Linked DNA regions of Homo sapiens: region 1 is linked to region 2. Evidence: read pairs that join two places in POLR2A ChIA-PET (ENCODE). Cell type or tissue: HepG2. All regions are shown on one strand.

Region 1 (5,000 bases), 290 kb before region 2:
TCAAAAAGAACCCTGTTCTTTTTAAAGCTTTTATACACCTATCAAGTTCCAAATCAAAAAACTATTTTGTGCATGTATGCATCAGAATCACCAGGGGAACTTTGGTTAAACATCACTTCTTGGACCTTGCCCCAAACTTAGTGAGAATCTCTGTCTAAAGGGTCATTCCATGATTCTATTCCCTATGGCTAATAGAATTAATTAAAAATTCCGTTCCTTGGTTGCCCTAGTTACATTTCAAATGCTCAATAGTCATATGTAGCTAGTGGCTACTGTATTGGAGAGCACATATATAGAATAGTTCCATCACACAAGTTGCTATAAGACAGCACTAATCTAGAATACACACATACCTTGGAGATGTTGCAGGTTTGGTTCCAGACCACAACAATGAAGTAAGTCATACACATTTTTTTTTATTTCCAGCGCATATAAAAGTTACATTTGGCCGAGCACCCTGTAATCCCAGCATTTTAGGAGGCTGAAGCAGGTGGATCACCTGAGGTTAGGGGTTCAAGACCAGCCTGACTAACATGGTGAAACCCCGTCTCTACTAAATACAAAAAATTAGGCATGGTGGCACATGCCTGTAATCCCAGGTACTTGGGAGGCTGAGGCAGGAGAATCAACTGAACCCAGCAGGTGGAGGTTGCAGTGAGCTGAGATCATGCCATTGCACTCCAGCCTGGGCAACAAGAGCGAAACTCCCCTCAAAATAATAATTTAAAAAGTTACGTTTATACTATATTATAGCTTAGAAGTGTGTAATAGCATTATGTCTAAAAAGATGTAGACACCCTAAATAAAAAACAGATTATAGGGCTGGGCATGGTGATTCACACCTGTAATCCAAGCACTTTGGGAAGCTGAGACAGGTAAATTACTTGAGGCCAAGATTTCAAGGTTAGTGAGCCAAGCTCACTCCAGCCTCAGTAACAAGTGAGACCCTGTCTCTAAAATAAATAAAAGTAAAAAATAGTTTATTGTCACTTGAGCCCGGGAGTTCAAGGTTACAGTGGGCTATGATGGCACCTCTGAACTCCAGCCTGAGTGACAATGTGACACCTTATCTCTAAAAAAAAAAAATTAATAATCTATTGCTAAAAAATACTAACAATCATCTGAACCCTCAAGGAGTCATAATCTTTTTGCTGGTGGAGGATCTTGCCTGGATGTTGATGGCTGCTGACTGGTCAGGATAGTGGTTGCTGAAGGTTGGAGTGGCTGTGAGAATTTCTTAAAATAAAACATCAATGAAGTTTCTCATCAATTGACTCTTCCTTTCACGCAAGATTTCTCTGTAGCATGCAATGCTGTTTGATAGCATTTTACATACCCACAATAGAACTGGTTTCAAAACTGGAGTCAGTCCTCTCAAATCTTTCCACTGCTTTATGAGCTAAGTTTATGTAATATTTTAAAATATTTTATTGTAGCAATCAATCTGAAAACGAAAGCAATTACATTTACAATAGCTACAAAAAAAGTAAAATACCTAGGAATAAATTTAAGTGAAGAAGTGAAAGACCTCTATGAGGAAATTTATAAAACACTGATGAAAGAAATTGAAGAGAACACACACAAAAATGTAAAGCTATCCCTTGCTCATGGATTGGAACAGTTAATATTGTTAAAATTTCTATACTACACAAATTGTACTACAAAACTATAGTAACCAAAACAGAATAGTACTGGCACAAAAACAGACACATAGACCAAAGGAACAGAATAAAGAACCCAGAAACAAATATACAGCCAACCCATTTTTGACAAAGGTGCCCAGAACATACACTGCAGAAAGGACAGTTTCTCTGGTAAACAGTTCTGGGAAAATGATATCCATATGCAGAAGAATGAAATTAGATCCTTATCTTTCACCATATACAAAAATCAAGTCAAAATGGATTAGAGATTTAAATGTAAGACCTGAAACTACTAAAAAAATACACTGAGTAAATGCTCCAGGACATTGGTCCGGGCAAAGACTTTTTAGGTAACACCTCAACAGGTGTTGCACAGGCAACAGGCCGGGCGCGATGGTTCACGCCTATAATCCCAGCACTTTGGGAGGCCAAGGTGGGTGGATTACCTGAGGTCAGGGGTTCAAGACCAATCTGACCAACATGGTGAAACCCCATCTCTACTGAAAACACAAAAATGAGCCAGGTGTGGTGGTGCCTGCCTGTAATCCCAGCTACCCGGGAGGCTGAGGCAGGAGAATTGCTTGAACTCGGGAGGCGGAGATAGCAGTGAGCCGAGATCGCACCATTGCACTCCAGCCTGGGTGACAGAGCAAGGCTCCATCTCAAAAAGAAAAAAAAAAAAAAAAAAGCACAGGCAACAAAAGCAAAAATAGACAAGTGGGATTACATCAAGCTAAAAATCTTCTGCATAGCAGAGTAAACAAGTGAAGAGAAGAGAAGCTACAAAGAACATTTGCAAACTTCCATCAAACAAGAGATTGAATATATAAGCAACCCAAACAATAGCAAAAAAAAAAAACCCAAATAATCCAATTTTAAAATGCACAAAAGACCTGACTAGACATTTCTCAAAAGAAGACATATGGCTGTGTACAGTGGCTCAGGCCTGTAATCCCAGCACTTTGGGAGGCCGAGGTGGGCAGATCACTTGAGCTCAGAGTTCAAAACCAGCCTGGACACCACAGTGAGACTCTCTCTACAAAAAACTACAAAAATTATCTATGCGTGGTGGCACACACTTGTAATCCCAGCTACTTGGGAGGCTGAGGAGGACTGTTTGAACCTGGGAGGCAGAGGTTGTAGTGAGCCAAGATCACACCACTACACTCCAGCCTGGACAACCAAGTGAGACTCTGTCTCAAAAAAAAAATGTTAATTAAAAAAAAGAAAAGAATTCAGATCCTTGGCCAGGTGCAGTGACTCATGCCTGTAATCTTGGCACTTTGGGAGGACAAGGTAGATGGATCACTTGAGGTCATCAGGAGTTGGAGACCAGCCTGGCCAACATGGTGAAACCCTGTCTAAAAATTAGCCAGGTGTGGTGATGCATCCTGTAATCCCAGCTACTCGGGAGGCTGAGGCACGAGAATCGCTTGAACCCAGGAGGCAGAGGTTGCAGTGAGCCACTGCATTCCAGCCTGGGTTGGCAGAGTGAGACTCTCTCTCAAAAAAAAAGAAAGAAAGGAAATCAGTGTGTCAAAGAGATATCTGCATTCCCATGTTTACTGAAGCACTATTCACAATAGCCAAGATATGGAGTCAACCTAGGTGTCCATCAATGGATGAATAGGTATAGAAAATGTAGTATACATACATAATGGAATATTATTCAGCCATAAAAAAGAATGAAATTCTGTCATTTGCAGCAACTGGATGGAATTTGGGGTCATTATGTTCAGTGAAATAAAAGTCAGAGGAAGTCAAATGTAGCATGTTCTCACTCATATGGGAGCTAAAAAAAGTGGATCTCATGGAGATAGAGAGAGGAATGGTGATTACCAGAAGCTGCGAAGGAAGAGGGGAGAGGAGGATGAAGAGAGGTTGGTAATGAATACAAATGAAGTTTCTGTTGTCATTTCAACAACATTCACAGCATCTTCATCAGGAGTAAATTCCATCTCAAGAAACCAGTTACTTTGCTCATCCATAAGAAGCAACTCTTCATCCATTCAAATTTTATCATGATATTGCAGTAATTCAGTCACATTGTCAGACTCCACTTGTAGTTCTCTTGCTCTTCTTGTCACATCTGCAGTTATTTCCTCCACTGAAGTCTTGAATCCCTCAAAGTCATCCATGAGGGTTGGAATTAACTTCTTCCAAACTTCTGTTAATGTTAATACAATGACCTTCTCCCTTGAATCACAAATGTTCTTAATAGCATCTAGAATGGTGAATCCTTTCCAGAAGGTTTTCAATTTAGTTTTCCCACATCTATAAGACAAATCACTGTATATGACAGCTATAGCTTTACAAAATGTATTTCCCATTAAGACTTGAAGCACTCTGGGAGGTCAAGATAGGCGGATCACCTGAAGTCAGGAGTTCGAAACCAGCCCGGCCAACATGGCAAAACCCCATCTCTACTAAAAATAAAAAAATTAGCCAGCTGTGGTGGTGTGTGCCTGTAAATCCCAGCTACCCAACAGGCTGAGGCAGGAGAATCGCTGGAACCCGAGAGGCAGAGGCTGCAGTGAGCTGAGATTGCACCCACTGCACTCTAGCCTGGGCAACAGAGCAAGACTCCAACTCAAAAAAAAAAAAAGACTTGAAAGTTGAAATTATTCCTTGATCTATGGACTACAAGATGGATGTTGCGTTAGAAAGCATGAAAACAACATTAATCTCCTTGTACACCTCCATCAGGGCTCTTAGGAGACCAAGTGCATTGTCAATGAGCTACAATATTTTGAAAGGATTTTTTTTTTCTGAGCAGTAGGTCTCAATAGTGAGCTTAAAATATTAACTAAACCATGTTGTAAACAGATGTGCTGTCATCCAGGCTTTGTAGTTCCATTTGCAGAGTACAGGTAGAGCAGATTTAGAACCCTAGGATTTTCAGAATAGTAAATGAGCATTGGCTTCAGCTTAAAGACACCAGCCACAATAGCCCCTAAGAAGAGAGTCAGCCTGTCTTTTGAAGCTTCGAAGCCGGGCATTGACTTCCTCTAGTATGAAACTCCTGGATGACATTTTCCAACAGAAGGTCGTTTTGTCCACATTGAAAATCTGTTGCTCATTGTAGCCCCCTTAGTCAATTAGCTTAGCTAGATCTTCTGGATAACTTGCTGCAGCTTCTCCATCAGCACTTTCTACTTTGCCTTATACTTTTATGTTATGAAGATGGCTTCTTTCTTTAAACTTCATGAACTCACCTCTGCTAGCTTCAAACTTTTCTTCTTTAGCTTCCTCACCTCTCTGAGACTTCACAGAATTGAAGACAGCTAAGCCCTTGTTCTGGATTAGGCTTTGGCTTAAAGGAGTGTTGTGGCTGGTTTGCTCTCCTATACAGATCAC
Region 2 (5,000 bases):
ATGACATTGCTGTAACAATACTTTCGTAGCATTTTACAAAGTTCTTTCAAGTACAAAGTCTAATTTAACCTCCCAGGGAACTGGTGAAAATAGGTATTGTTGTGCCAATTCTATGGATGAGTAAAATGAGGCACTAGAAGTTAAGTGTCTGGCCCAGAGTTCCATAGTCAAATCAGTGGTGAAAGAAATCCCTCTCCTCTAACCCTGTAGACAGCCGTGAGATGTTTCCATTAAGGGACTCGCGGATTTCTTTCCCACGTACAGGCTTTCAGCGTTCAAGGTTTATCTAGGAGGCTTTGGGAGTTCTGTTGCCTGTAAACTGAGGCAGCCAGGCCTGGTGCATCACAGATGCACGAAAGATCACCTCATAAGCAAAATTAGGTAGACGTATTCCTCATGAAGGAGCTGACCTAGTGCACAGAAAGAAACCTTCCTGTGTCTAACCATGCATTGATCCATAATTTTGGAAGTCCTGAAATTCAGCTTTTCTCATCCTGTTGGTCAGTACAACAGGGTCTGGATTCCCGATCCTGAAGAAGTTTGGAAGTCTGCTGAAATAGCCAAGGACTACAGAGTTGGTGACAAGGTCCTGCGACTCCTGCTGGAGGATGGAACGGTGAGGGTCCTTGCTGTTCACAGCTACGTCGATGTGTAAAGCGGTAGCTGGGGTGTGTGTAAGGATGGGAGCACGTGGACCCCGTGGGAGGCACCCAGGGGAGGGCGCACGAGTGGGCACCAGCACCATTCCCAAATGGCCTCCTGGTGCCGGGACTCACTGATGTGTCTGTACTCCTTCCCTCCCGCCCCTGTGCTGCCCTGCATCCACCGGGCCTCTCTCTGTAATGAGGGCCCAGCTGCAGGAGCCAGGTCTGTGCCACGGCACTGCATTTCCAGGCACCCAGCATTACTGGGAGAATGCTGAAAAGTGATTCGCCATTTTGGCTTCCTGAGTCTCAGCCCAGAGATTGGGCAGAGATGAAAAACTTGGTGAGAAGTCGTTTGAGCCCAAGGCATACGCTGGTAGAGAAAAACATCAAGATGTGAAGGGGAGGAAAATGAGAAGAGGGAGATAGAAAACAGGCAGGGAGAGGGAGGAGTGGGAGGAGACTGGAGGGAGTCGGTCCACAGATATATAGAAATGTGTAAGGGAGGGAGTGTGGCAGGGACAAGAAGACATGGACACCCAGCTTTGTGTGACATTATGAGGTGCCTCTGTTGGTGCTGGTGTGGTGAGGGGGAGGTGAGGATGAACTTTAGCAGTTGCTCCTGTGGTAGGATGAGCTATTGAGGAGCTTCCCTGCAAGGCTGCATGTGCCTTCTGATGACGCAGCTTCTGAAGACTTTGCATTTGCTCTAAGTGTCCCTCATGAGTTGTCCTTGCCCACCATTGCTGTAGTGACATCCCACTGGATTAGTAGCCTAGGGTGACTGGACGGGTTTAGAATCAAGTATCTGGGTAGAGAACTGGGCAGGGGATTTGTGCTCCATCTAGATCCCAGAGGTGGGTCTGGGGAACATCATGTGAGGATTAATTGACAAAGCATGTAAATGGGTTCTGCAGACACAGGACACACTACTTCTAATCAGACTGTCCTGGATTTGGGAGACATTTCCTGAGATCCTGGGAAGGCAGATGAACACAGCGGTTAAAGACACACCCTCTAGAATCAGATGGTCTGGCGTCAGATCCTGGCATGGCCCCTTGTTAAGTCTTTGGCCCAGGCCCCCAGTTTCCCCATATGTACAAAGGAGGTAATGACTGTGCACCGTCCCAGGGTTGCTGAAGTGCGATGAGACAATCCTGTGTGCATGTTTGAAGGCAGGAGCTCTGGGAAGAGGCTCCTGCTCCCCGGGGCTTCCCTTTCCAACAGGAGCTCCTCGCAGTTTTTATTGAGTGTCTCCTGTGCACAAGGTTCTGATTAGGGATCAGATGGCTTTGTTTGGGAAGGAAAATCTCAAGGCAGCAGCTGCAGTGGCAGTTTGCTGCTTTGGTAATATCTGCAGGGCTTCAGGTGGCTACATTCCCGGCCTTGACCCGGCTGCAGAGGTGAGTAGGATGGCGGGCAGCCAGACCTCTCTTTAGCTCAACCCTTTGTCAGTACTGTAAGAGACAAGGCCTGTGTGCTGTAGGAAAATGTCACCTCTGCCTCCACCTGTCAACATAATGTTCATTACATTTTCTCCCCTCCCCCAAAGACTGTCTGTCCTTTCTGTCTCCCTGTTGCTTTCACACATAACACACACAGAGGCCAAACCAGAAGTGGGGGTTGTGGATTTACAACAGAAAAACAGAGACAAGGAAAGTCAGTATGTATGAGAAGCATTTTTCCTGATTTTATTTTCAAAAATGTTTAGGTTGAGAATATTCTGGTCGGGGTTAGGTCACAATACAATTGCATTGGTAACAGGGGAGCAGGAGCTGGCCTGAGCATCCGTGTCCAGTTGTGGATTGCCCTGAGCTGCTCGCTTTATGCAGAACAGACCAACCAGCCAGCAAAACCCCCGCCATGGACAAGGAAGCACTGTGCTAGTGAGAGAGCACAGGCTTCAGAGTGAGGCTCAGATTAACTGTGTGACCTTGGACAACAAACTCCAACTTTCTGAACCTGTCTCGTTGACTTTCTTGGTTGGGGTAGTCATGTCCTCCCTGGAAGGCAGTTTTGAGGATTAAATGAAACAATCCATGCTGAGTGCTTGGCATGGGGTCTGCACAGTGGCACTTGATGAAAGGCAGCTGGGCCACCTTGTGGAGCTGGTCCAGGACCAGAGATCAGAAGGAATCCAGAGATACTGACTGAATACCTGGAAGGCGGCCTAGGAAGGTGGAAGAGAAACAAGCATGCTGGGTAACCTGCTCAAGTCGCTTTAGTTGGGCTTCACTTCCCCCAGCGGTGAAATGGGAGTGTAGGAATTAGAATACTCTGACATTGGAAAGGCCCAGTCATCTGTGGCACAGATGCCACGGGGCATGCTCGCCTCACCTTCGTTCTGCTAAGGCAGCTGCTTTAGGAATACTAGGTTAAATCTAGCAGAAGAGGAGCAAGCCTGGGAAAATTCCTTGGCCCAGGGCTGAGACTGATAGGAATAGACAGCCCTGCTGGGGGAGCTGTGAGCCCTCGGGCATGTGGGCAACTGCAGACAGGAGACACCTGCACCAGGGGCCTTTCACGGAGAGACCACCACCTGCATGGACTCCTTTAGGTATCTGTCACCACCAAGTGTGTCAACTTTGAGCAGAGACTCAACAACCTTAGAGTTAAAGAGACCGTAGGTCACTGTGTCATTTTAGCTGCAGCATCTTGTTTTCAAATGAAAACTTGCATGGCCTCAACATTTAAACCACATATAGGTAGAGCCCTGGTGGGAGATTCAGGAATGGGGCACCTGGATCTCTGCCCTTGTAGCTTCCCCAACACTCCTTATTGAGGCCTCTGTAGATCTAAGGACCCCTGCTCTAGCTCCTCTTCGCAGATGAGAGAAGTGAGGCCCAGAGAGGGTGAGTGACTTGCCCCAGTGCACATAGCCAGTGCCCTAGTCCCCTGCTCCTACTTTTCATTATTCCAGGAGTCAGCTGTGAAGATTTTCTTGTTGCTATAAGTACATTTGCTTTTTAATGTCAGTGATGACTCTGATGGAGGGGTGGATAGGACAAAGGACAGTGCTTCAACAGAAACACCAAAAATCTTTTATTTCCAGAGCTTTAATTTTTATCTTTGTCCATAGGAGCTGGATTATTCTGTCAATCCAGAATCTCTGCCTCCACTTCGGAATCCTGACATCCTCGTGGGCGAGAATGACCTCACGGCTCTCAGCTATCTTCACGAGCCCGCGGTGCTCCACAACCTCAGAATCCGCTTTGCAGAATCCAAACTCATTTACACCTACAGTGGTAAGGAGAGCAATTCTAGGAAGTAAGGAATGGCACTGGAATGTAAGCTTGCTGTCTAGAGCCTCCTGGTTGTTTTATGTTTATACTGAGCACCCAGAGTTTGTTGTAAAAAGAAGTGTCTGGGTGGGGAGAATCTTCAACAAGAACTAAGACTGGACTACCTAGAAAAAGAGATGTAACAAAGCTCGTGTTTGAGTTTCTCATCAGATTTCATACATTTATTACTTATTTTGGGCAATGATATTACTTACACTGCAAATTGCAAAAACCTCTCCATTTGCGAGCATTTCCACCTGTCCTGTCAACCAACCGTCAGAACAGCCCGAGGGTGTAGGTGACTGGCAGGGAATTAATTCAGTGCGTGAAGTGACTTGCCCAAAGTCACACAGAAGGTTTAATAAGCGACAGAGCTGGGGTTTCTTAAAAAAAAAAAAACTGGAGATGCAGGTGGCAGTAAGAGTATTTTAACTGCATCTAACATCTTTCCCCAGGAATCATTTTGGTGGCCATGAATCCTTACAAGCAGTTGCCAATATACGGAGATGCCATCATCCACGCCTACAGCGGGCAGAACATGGGCGATATGGACCCACACATATTTGCCGTGGCAGAAGAGGCATACAAGCAGATGGCCAGGTAGCTTCCTGCCAAGCTGGACTTCCCCTTGCTCTGCCAATGCTCCCTGCATTTGCCAGACCATCACAGTGGAGGGGAGATATCTAGGTTGGGCTCATTAAAAGAGATAGGCCAGAGGTGGTGCTTTGTTGAGCCGACTACCTGGAATGAATAGCAAACGACTGTTCCATGTACCTGACCTGTCAAGACTGGAGTTTCCTGGGTTTTGTTCCTTCAAGGTAGTCAAGTCAGTCCTACCAGTCTGGGAATAGCAGATGCTTTTCTTGCAGTGTGTTTGGTTGGAGGAGTGTTGATTTATTCTCTGCTATGAGACGTTTAAGCTTTTTTTTTTTTTACCCATTGCAGGAAGTAGGATCTGATGACAGGGTTTTTAGCTGCAGGAGGTTTTAGGTGCAGGAGACATGGAATTTTATCCTAATTTCACTGCTAGGTGTTTGTAGGGCCCTGTGGAGTTCTCGTTTCACTAGTGCACATG

What was found. Peaks named below come from ENCODE experiments on the same cell type or tissue, not always from the same donor. Only the 100,000 strongest peaks of a DNase experiment are listed, where the experiment ranks them.
Region 1: POLR2A ChIA-PET joins it to region 2 with 5 read pairs; 3 of 35 experiments call an interaction of 5 or more read pairs at or near these places.

What each region holds. Positions count from the first base shown.
Region 1 is chr15:52,572,811-52,577,810 of GRCh38, reverse strand. No RefSeq gene overlaps it. Among named protein-coding and RNA genes, the nearest start is that of ARPP19, 6.3 kb to the right of the region's middle. In HepG2, no CTCF peak of the experiment used is centred here; no DNase peak of the experiment used is centred here.
Region 2 is chr15:52,278,398-52,283,397 of GRCh38, reverse strand. It overlaps MYO5C (myosin VC), which reads left to right. Exons shown (of 41, transcript NM_018728.4): 2 at 506-616; 3 at 3,724-3,889; 4 at 4,381-4,525. Among named protein-coding and RNA genes, the nearest start is that of MIR1266, 3.7 kb to the right of the region's middle. In HepG2, no CTCF peak of the experiment used is centred here; DNase peaks (open chromatin) are centred at 2,107 and 2,547.